4 separate regions of the Mus musculus genome follow, and all the other regions are linked to region 1. The links are chromatin loops, found by intact Hi-C in ENCODE. Cell type or tissue: gastrocnemius. All regions are shown on one strand.

Evidence for each region. Peaks named below come from ENCODE experiments on the same cell type or tissue, not always from the same donor. Only the 100,000 strongest peaks of a DNase experiment are listed, where the experiment ranks them.
Region 2: it touches region 1 in a loop (2.0-fold over the local background); 3 of 42 quality-filtered maps call a loop at or near these places.
Region 3: it touches region 1 in a loop (4-fold over the local background); 5 of 42 quality-filtered maps call a loop at or near these places.
Region 4: it touches region 1 in a loop (2.0-fold over the local background); 3 of 42 quality-filtered maps call a loop at or near these places.

What each region holds. Positions count from the first base shown.
Region 1 is chr5:53,267,168-53,269,667 of GRCm38, reverse strand. Smim20 (small integral membrane protein 20) reads right to left here. Exons shown (of 3, transcript NM_001145433.1): 1 at 2,310-2,500. The coding sequence starts at 2,424. Among named protein-coding and RNA genes, the nearest start is that of Gm40303, 1.3 kb to the right of the region's middle. In gastrocnemius, a CTCF peak has its summit at 1,181; a DNase peak (open chromatin) is centred at 1,392; H3K4me3 peaks cover 2,481 bases; H3K27ac peaks cover 2,500 bases.
Region 2 is chr5:53,143,488-53,145,987 of GRCm38, reverse strand. It overlaps Sel1l3 (sel-1 suppressor of lin-12-like 3 (C. elegans)), which reads left to right. Exons shown (of 24, transcript NM_172710.3): 12 at 434-553; 13 at 1,806-1,946. Among named protein-coding and RNA genes, the nearest start is that of Sel1l3, 69 kb to the left of the region's middle. In gastrocnemius, a CTCF peak has its summit at 1,266 (motif pointing left); no DNase peak of the experiment used is centred here.
Region 3 is chr5:53,210,469-53,212,968 of GRCm38, reverse strand. All of the region lies in intron 1 of Sel1l3 (sel-1 suppressor of lin-12-like 3 (C. elegans)), which reads left to right. Among named protein-coding and RNA genes, the nearest start is that of Sel1l3, 1.7 kb to the left of the region's middle. In gastrocnemius, no CTCF peak of the experiment used is centred here; DNase peaks (open chromatin) are centred at 5, 351 and 1,494; H3K4me3 peaks cover 2,105 bases; H3K27ac peaks cover 2,064 bases.
Region 4 is chr5:53,147,664-53,150,163 of GRCm38, reverse strand. All of the region lies in intron 11 of Sel1l3 (sel-1 suppressor of lin-12-like 3 (C. elegans)), which reads left to right. Among named protein-coding and RNA genes, the nearest start is that of Sel1l3, 65 kb to the left of the region's middle. In gastrocnemius, no CTCF peak of the experiment used is centred here; DNase peaks (open chromatin) are centred at 649, 1,014, 1,429, 1,782 and 1 more place; H3K27ac peaks cover 1,704 bases.

The DNA.
Region 1 (2,500 bases):
CATGGGGGGCATATGGGAAAGATGAAGAGCAGGCAAATAAAGAAAAACAGTGATGTTAGTGACTACAGGTGCAGGGGACGCACGGGCTAAAACACTACCCAAAATGCACAGGGCCAGGACAGAATGAGGTGGCAGGGGACGAGGCCCAGGCCAGCCCAGGGCTGCCCCACATCTAAACTGCACCAGGCACAAGTGACAGCTAAAATGCAGGCTCTGAGTATAAGGAAGGAAAGCGGTTAAATACTATAAATACTGGAAACGGAATGGGCTCCCAGCTCCTGAGCACACACTGAGCTAGCTGGGCATGCTTCCTGCCGGCCTAAGGCACACACCTGCTTGTATCTCACTCCTCACCAAGACCTCCTTTTAAAAGTGTTTTTTTTTGTTTTTTTTTTTTTTTTTGGTACAATTCCTAATATGAGACTATACTTCACTTAATTCACCCTAAACTTACAAATTCAGTTCAGTAAACACCATCACCACAGCGGGGGGAACAGGCAAGGCTCAGAGTGAGGAAATACCTGCCTACATGTTATCCAGCTAACAGCCACCACAAAGGGTTATGACGAGCACTAAATGTCTTAGCAGAGTTGAAGCACTTGGAAGGATGAAAAAAACAAAACAAAACAAAAAAAACCCACCAAAACCAAAACTTCTGATAAAAATTAGCTGTTCAGTATTATTTACTTTTTAAAAAATTTTAGTTATAACCTTTGGTTAAAGTTGGTCGAATTAATTAAAATAAGCTAAAAGGCAAGCAGGTGTAGACAGTCTTAGAGCCTGACCTGCCCGCCTAAAGCAACATGGTCAGCCAAAGACTGGGGAGTATTCCTGGAAGACATGCAGGGTAACCGGCTGACTAAGAGCAGGGTAGCCTTCACAGTGTGATGCTTCTGTGCACTGTGGGAAATTTATCCTGGATCCTATCTAGTACAATGGCTTACTCTCACCTCCCCTTTTCTTCCTTAGCTGTGACAAGCAAAACACCTCCAGATAGCACAGTGGCTGAGAACCACACCCCTGTCTTCTTCAGAACTGGGATTTTTCTAAAGGGAACCTCCAACAGACCAAGTCTCAACTCCAACTCTAGAAGCTGTAATAAAATAGCCTGTGGCAGGGATCCATCCAGGATGGAGACAAATTCTGCAGGACCTTACACAAGCCCACATTCCTTCCACACGTGGCGCATGCAGGAAGGCTTGAAGGCAGGAAGCACAGAGACCATCTTAGTCTGAGCTGATGAAAAGAAGCTGTCAGGGGATTCATGTGTGTACTTTAAAATGCTTTGCCTCCAGAAACCAAGTGTTATGGCGCTGGAGATGGTCAGAACATTTACATGAGGCTTGAAATCGCCAAGCTTCAGCCTCAGCTAATATTCCCCGGGGGCTGGGCTGGCCCTCTTCCATCTTCAAGATGATTCAGGTTTCCTGGAGAACAAAATGATCCTCTAATGCCTCATCTCTCCTCGCTGACAGATGGTTTCAGATGTATCAAAGTGCTAATCCTTGCTGAGGTATAGGTCTCCAGGAAGGAGTGTGGCTTTTAGAATGATAGGACCTGAATGATTAAGGAGGAAAATGACTCCCCGGACACTCGCCATTGTCATGTGAGCAGCCAGCTTAAAAATGAAGGAAACCAGCAGAATCTAAAAAAAAAAAAAACGATTTGAGGAAAAACTCAGAACCCAGGTTAACAGTTTAGCTTTGAAATATTTCCGCTCCAAGACATCTTAGGGATTGGCAATGATGCACCATAAAAACACCTTTCAACTCAGAATGATCAAAGCTCTCCACTATAGCACCATCTCAGCCTGGGTGGATGGAGCGGGGCTCTGCGGACAGACGCCTGGGTTGGAACATTTCCCTCACCACTTACTAGCTGTGTGACCTCCATCTGTAAAATGGGTAGCATCTACCCCAAGGGAAGCCCGTGCAAATTCAACGACTCGGTATATGCTTAACCCAAAACATTAAATCTTCAGTATATCAGTATATACTGTGTGTGAACTAGTGTTAGTGTTGACCTGCTGTGTGTAGGCTGCTTTCATACACATCACCTCTGTGACCCCTAAGATGCTCACAGTTTTGTTGCTGATCCTGCAAAAGATATGTAGAGCCTCAACATTGAAGGTCAGAGGTGGGGCCCCTTGTCCGTGGTCACCGGGCTGCACTGGGCGAGCCTGGAACCCGGGTAGCCTCACTCCCAAGTCCACATCCTTCCTCAGCACTCCTTGAACAGATAGGGTAGGGGCTTAAGGGCTTCGGGGTAGCGCTGGGAGCAGCCACTGCGCGGGGTCAGAGGTCACTCACGGTATTCCTCCAGCCGCATAAGGGGCCGGAAGTAGATGGGATAGAAGGCGGCGCCGACCATGGAGATGAAGCCTCCGAATATGAGCGCGGTGCGCAGGTTCCGGGCCGCTGCCATGGAGAGAAAGGGGGCAGCAGAGCCGGCGAAGGCCCCCGCACGTTTGGAAACTCGATTCCCGGCCTCAAGGTCGCGA
Region 2 (2,500 bases), 120 kb after region 1:
TGAGCCTGTGAAATAAACGTGTTTGTCTATGTCAGATAATGATGCTTCAGTAAAGATTAAGGTCATAGAAAATATCAATTTACTCTTTTTCGGCGCTGTCGGAAGGAGAGCTGGTTCTGAGAATCACGACACCAGGCAGACTTTTGAACAAGCTTGAATAATGAAGTGGGAGTGGGAAAAAAAAATCCCGACTTCCCCAAACAAATACTTTGATAGGAGCAAACGTCAATGCTGATATGCAGGACATGGTCCATCTGTTTAAAGATAATTCATTCCCGTGACGGTGTAGTCACGCCTAAGATTTAAGTTATTCATCTGGGTTTTGTTTGAACAATTGCTGGCTTGAAGATATTATGTCCGTGGATGCTCTTGGCATTTGGGTGTTTACCTCCTCTTTCCCTCCCCTCCCCTTTCCCTTCTCTTTCTTTTTTAGGCATATGTTGAAACTATTAGGCTCAAAGATGATGAAATACTCAAAGTCCAAACCAAAGAAGATGGCGATGTCTTTATGTGGCTGAAGCACGAAGCCACCCGTGGCAACGCAGCAGCACAGGTGCGGGCAAGCCCGTCTTGGAGCATTTGTCAGTCATTTCAGATGAGGTTACAAAGTAACAAAGCCTCCCCATCCTCTGCGGCTTAAAGCGATGCTGCTGTATCTTCTGCTTGCGCTCACGTCTCCTGGAGTCCTTGCCTCTTTAGAGCCAGGTGGCTGGGGCTTCTGCATGTACTTTAATTCTTTATTCTCAACCTAAGCCGTGTTATATGCGATAACTAGCATATATTAATTGTTATGTGATATGGGTTTCATTATGATATTTTCATACACATGCATAATGTATTCCAATTTCAGTTACTCCTCCCACTATTCCCTCTTCTCTTCCCAGCAAGTTCCCTTCTACTTCCCTGAGAGAAGAAAGGAGAGGGAGAGAGAAAGGGAGGGGAGGAGGGAGAAGGAGAAAACCCAGCAAGTTCTGCTAGGGTTGTTTACAGGAGCAAGCTCACCGCTGGAGACAGCATCTTCCTAACCCTCATTGGCTCTTAACCTCTCCCCCTTCCATGGCAGATCTCTTAATAGATGTCGCATGCAGGTAATCACACCTGCTGTGGATTCCAGAGTGGCAGGTGTAGTGAGAGGACTGGAGCAACAGCTCAGCCCTTCAGAGCATTTCCTGCTCTCGTAGAGAACCCAGGCTCAGTTCCTAGCACCCACACGGGAGGCTCACAACTGCCTGTAACTCCAACTCCAGAGGACCTGGTGCCCTCTTCTGGTCACCAGGGGCTCCTGCATGTATGTGGTGCACCCCAAACTTTCTTGGGTATACACATATACCCATAAAATGGTAAATAACCCCTTTTTAAAAGCAGACAGGGGTCTGGTGATATGGCTCAGTTGGATAAGGTTACTTGCCACCAAGCTTGATGGCCAGCTTATCTGAACTTGATCTCTGGGACCCACTGGTAGAAGAGAGAACTAACTCCCAGAAGTTGTTTCAGATCTATGTTAGTGTGTGTGTGTGTGTGTGTGTGTGTGTGTGCACACTCCCCCTCCCGCCCCCTGGCCCCCATACACACATAGGAGTGTAACAGTCATGCTATGCCTGGAAGGCAGCATCCTACACCTCTCCCCACTGCATCCTCTGGCCCTGGTGTTCTTTCTGCCCCCACTTCTAAGACATTCCCTGAGCCTGTGCAGGGTTGATACAGATATCCCATTTGTGGCTGGTCACTCAGCCCCTTCTCCCATTCCCTCAAGTGCAAAACATTACCCAGGAAACTCACTGTTCTGAGTTGCTATTGTCTTTAAGCAACGATTGGCTCAGATGCTCTTCTGGGGACAGCAAGGGGTGGCCAAGAACCCTGAGGCCGCTATCGAGTGGTACGCGAAGGGGGCCCTGGAGACGGAGGATCCGGCGCTGATATATGACTACGCCATTGTGCTATTCAAGGTAAGAATCACTTAATTTGAACTAAAATTGTTCGATTCTCATAATAGACATCCTGAGACATTTCCTGTGGGCGTGCAGGCAAACAGAAAGTCTTAGAACAAGCGGCTGTCACCTGTGATGGAGAGGGACCCGCTGGAAGGGACGAGTCAGAGGCACTTCCCTGGGCACATTTTTAATTGACAATCTTACAGTTGACATGTGGCTTCTCTCTACTTCTGTGACATTCTGAAGGTGACACCCATATTTCATGGTTTGGTACGTGGCCACCAGCCCCACGGTGCCGCACGTTTGTCACTGGTTCAACAGAGCGTGTTTGGGCCAGATCTCAACATTCCCAAAGATGGAGAATAAAGAACCAGGTTGAAAAAAGCTTTGGAGGAAGGTCAGGGGAGAGTCTAGGAGACATAGGATGGTTATTAGAGTCCCACCTTTACACCCATGTGGATAGCTCTGAAGAACCTTATGTATTCTGGGGTGGTGTTCATGATCACAGACTGAATGAAACAAGACGGCCAGCGGGCTTTGAGAACTGTAACATGAGTGTGCCTTTCACA
Region 3 (2,500 bases), 57 kb after region 1:
CCCGGGTGCGTGGACCGGACTTGCGGGCTACTCTCGCTGGAGTCATTCCTCTTCCTCATCGCCTTGCTGGAGACCAGGGCTAGGTTCCCCTAGAGTACCCTTCTTGTCCCCAGCGACGTTGGACCCTCCCTACCCTGCATTTGCTTCCCGCCCCTTGGATCGTGGCTCCCCAGCCCTGTCCCCACCTGTCCTAGGCTTTTCATTCACCTTCTTGAAGCTCCTTTGCTCCGTGTGCCCAACTTCTCCTTTTTCCTGCCCCCACCCCCCACCCCGACCCTCCTTTGAGTTTGCATCGGGTTCTTTCCGTCCAGACGGTTCTGTGCCACCGCACATCGCATTTCCAGAGGCTCTTTCTCAACTCCTTGGTCACTCCAGCCAAGTTGCGGGTGCCAGAATGAAATCTACTTCTTTGTACCACGCTTACCGCCAGAGTGGTGACTTTAGTTGCGTCTTGAACGCTGTCGTTTCAGAGCTGCGTTTGGCTTATGCACAGTTTGCAATTTGCACACTTCTTGCCTTCTGTTAGACTTACAAACTAGATGGCAGTCACCTATTTTAAATACCAGAGAAAATGAGACCCTCAGAGTAAGGTGAGGAGCTATTTCCCAGTTCTTTGGCTGACTTGCTCTCTCCCATTTGTTCCTGAGTTCTGAGCAATAGTAAATTTACAGAAGGCTACACCCTTGCTGCCCAGCCTACCTTATGTTCCAGGATCCTGCGGAAAGCTTAGGTTATCTCGCCGAATATTACTGTAAATAAATGAAAAGGAAAATGCTGAATCATGAAACTGATGTAATAGGAAATTCACAGAATGCTTAAAAAACGAGCAATGTCATTGTCCAGAACCCCGTTCATGTGCACTGACGGTGTTTGGATTCTGGTCGTCTTCTAAGCTCACCTGCTAAGGAGGTGCTGACAGGGCTTGAAATTTAGGTTTGAAGAAACTTGTCACCTATGCAAGTTTGCTGTTGTTTTCAACACTCTTTACTTCTTGACTCTTTCATTTCTTGAAGCAAGGCAGTGTAAAAATGCAAATATTAATTGTGCCCCTCTCTCTACCTGTTGAACAATCCTTTCTTATATACTTGTTCCTTAGGATTAACTAATACCGTGTGTGTGTGTGTGTGTGTGTGTGTGTGTGTGTGTGTGTGTGTGTGTGGTTGGGTTTACTTTATATTTTCATAAGAAGATGCCAGGTAACGTAATGGGTATGATTTTTTTTTTTTTTGCCCAAGGGATGTTATTATTTAATATTTATGCCACGGGGTTACAGTACACAGACTCATAAATAAAGCTGCCATGTCAGATGACGGGGGGTTTTGTTTAAACAGATGATCCTGCATACAGAGCACTGCTGGTTAGTGCACAGCCAGAATTTATGGAGTTGAGCAGTCCATGAAATAGTTCCATTAAGATGATCTGGAAAGTTCCACGTGAGACTCTCAAGGCCTGGTTGGGGGAGGGGCACTTCTTGACAGCCGACAAAATCAGAGTAACAAGTGTAAAGACGTAAAGGCTGACGTGGCAGAGACAGAAGCTCCATGCTCTCCAATGGGGGTTTATAGGGACAGAGCCAAGAGGAGAAAGGATCCAAGTTTCAACAGGAGCGACTGAGGAAAGTGAGGTGCTGGACCCGTGATGTGGAGAGAACAACATGGACAGACATCTAGGTAGCTGGGTGAGGGGTGGATATAAGAAGATCACAGAGGCACCTATCAGGGTCCCTGCTTGAGTGCTTCCTTCTGGGGTGGGGGAAGAAGCAGCGTCTGATAGCAGGATATCAGACACTTGAATGAGCAAGAGAGCCGCGCATCACTGACTGAGAGAGGTTTGCCCATCTAAGCTAAAGCTGGATTCCAGAGGCGGCCTCCACAGTTTGTTCTGAATGGCCAGCCGTGTGCTCCTCTGGTACACTATACCTGAGATACTTGTGGAGGGTGGGGCTTCTAGGCTTGGGGTGTGAACTGGGGAAAATGTAAAATGTAAAAGTCTATCTCTCTCTCTCTCTCTCTCTCTCTCTCTCTCTCTCTCACACACACACACACACACACTGAATGAGAGAGAGAGGGAGGGAGAGAGAATGTGTGTGTGTGTGTGTGTATGTGTGTGTGTGTTGTGTGAGTGACTGTGTATGTGTGAGACCGGGAAACAATGAAGATGTGATGTGTTACTGTGTGGGTTCTCCTTGATCAAGGAATGCCTCCTGGCGGAACTGACTGGCTGGGAGGGAGATAGAGGCAGGCAGGTGGAGCAGAACGTCTAGACAGAAGCTCATGGTGAAAGCCATTTCAGAACTTGAAAGCCATAAGAACAGCTTCCATTGTGCTAAGTCACATGTGGCCACTGCCCAACATTAATCTTAGTAATACCCCATGTGTGATAGCAGCTGTTATGATCTCCACTCAGAGGAGAGAGTAGTCTCAGAGAGGTTAAGCAAGCTGCTGCAGGCCACACAGACAGCCTGAGAGCTCGAGTGTGTTCTGGAGTTCGCTTCTGATAG
Region 4 (2,500 bases), 120 kb after region 1:
TCTTTATTTAGGTAGACACATAATTGGATGTATTTATTGGGCATGGTGCAATAGTTCAACACATACAATGTAATGGTGACAGCGGGGAAATTGGCATAGCATCATCAAAAACCTATCATTGCTGTGCATTGATATTGTTTTAAATCCTCTCTACTACTTCTTTTTAAATATTGACAGCCATTGTTCCTCTACCGTGTGACAGACCCTTAGGTCCTCATTCCTTCAATGGCAAGTGAACAGTGGGGGTGGGGGCTGCTTTCAACTCTTTTACCTGTTTGTGGGGCCCTTTTCCTGGTCCAGCCTTCGTGTGATGGTATGTGCCCGGAATTATTGTTATGCTTGTTATGCCATAATTGGTTGATGCCCCCAGGAACCCTGCTCTTTTCTGAGAGGAAGGGAGAAGATATGAGGGGAGGGGAGGGGTTAGGGGGAGACGGAGGGGAAGTGTGGTCGGGATGGAATGTATGAGACAAGCATGTAAACCATTTCTTACTGGCACTTTCTCCCACTACCCATCCTAACTCTTGGCTACCCAGCCTTGGCCACAGCACACTTCTCACAGTCCTGGCCATGTCCAGTCTCCTTGCCTGGCTTTCTCTCTCCTCCCCTACAACTTCCTTTGGAACTGTTTTTACTGTACCATATGCTCAGCCGCAGCATCCTCTGTGGCCTTGCTGGAGCTCCCACATGGCACCCAGTCACATCTCTGTCATGGCTCAGCCATGCCTGTAGAGTATGGTTAGGGTTTAGAGTCCTTCAAAAGACAACATCCAGAGCGAGGACCTTGGCAGCCCACAGCTACGGGCATCTATGGAATCTTGCTTCCCTTCTCTCTACCGGTGCAGTCAATACGTTTCCTTCCCACCCTCACCTTAAAACAAAAATGTCAGATATCCCCTAAGAACCACCCCCTTTCACACATGGAGCCAGCAGTACAACTGGCTAGAACTGGCACTGGTTAGCAGGTGTAAGCGTTGGCTAGGACACTGGCCCTGCCTCTTGCCAGCTACTCCTTGGCTCTCTGGGGCTGGCTGGGCAGCGGACCACAGAAGGCTGCATTTCCAGAGAATGTGGAGCTGCTGAGGCTGTCCAGCTGTCCCATCCTGAGGTCTGTCTTTCCCTTTCTGTCCTGTCCCCTCTTGTTCTGTTCTCTCTTCCTCTCTCTTCCCCACTCCCCATCACCACCTTCCTTTCCTTTTTCCTTCCATCTCTTCTGCTCTTTCTATCCGTGCCTCATTCTCTCTTCTCCCTCCCCTCCCCCTCGTCCTCTCCCACCCCCACCCCCACTCCCACCCCCACCCCCGTTCTTGGCCCTCCCCTCTCTGGCCTTTCCTGAAACTAGAGACAAGAGCCTTTTACCAGGAAGAGCATCCTTGGCAGCCTGCAGACTGGGCAGAGGGAAGGAGGCGAAGCTTCCCCTGGACAATGTGGCGCCTTTCTCTGATGCTTGGTCCAGAGATCTGAGGCTGGCAGTTTCCAGACACTGGTCCTCCTGGGACTTGACACCAGGCTTTAACCCGGTGATATAAGACATGAACTTTAGGGCTGCTCATTCTGCTGACACTAATTTATGAAGAAAGCAGCTACAGAGTGTTCCAGAAACCTTGGCATTTCTCAGAACAGTCCTATATGGCATCCCTGGCTCTGCATACCTGCCCCACCCCCACCCCCACCCCCACCCCCACCCCCACCCCCACTGTGCGTGTCTGCTTCTCTGGATCCCACCCCTCCCCTGGCCTCAGCATGCTATTTGAATGCATGACCAACGTTGAGCTGCCCCTCTTAAGGTCATTCTGACTGTAGGTGTTTTGGCAGGCCATCTCCTTTCGCAGAAGACACCTGATGTGGTTCAAGCTGCCACTTTAGGTGCCCCAGAATCTGGAGAGGCAACCCTTTCCCTGCCTGGGTGCAGCACACAGTGTGGCTGGTCAGATTTGACTGGCTCACTCCCAGTCTGTCCACAGTTAGGGGTGATGCCTTGGGCAGCTCTTGCCTCCATTTCTCTCTCTCCTACGTGGGCACCATGACTGTCTGTCTCTCACACAGTTGTTATAGCACAGAACAGTCCAGCCATGTGCTGAACGGAGCTCAGCACAGGATATGAGCTCTCAGAAAACTCTGGTCTTTATACATCCTCTCCAAATTGTATTCCTTCTTTTTTCCTTTTCATGTAGCCCAGGCTAGCATGAAACTCACTATGTAGGATGACCTTGAACTTTAGATCTATAATCTCACCAGTGGTGGGATTATAGATACGCATAAACTGTATATAGTTTATGGATATGCGTAGATTACTTATAGGTCTGTAAACCTGTAAGGTCAGTATATTATTTCCATCTTCTTGAAGAGGTAGCTCAGAGGAGCTAGTCAGCTACAGCCACCCAGCACATGATTTCAGCCTAGATCTTTCTCTTTGTACGGCACAGAATAATGGGTCACATCTTGAGTGTTCTGGAGGTGGGAGGTACTATACTAAGCCACTTTTTCTGGTTGCAGAAAA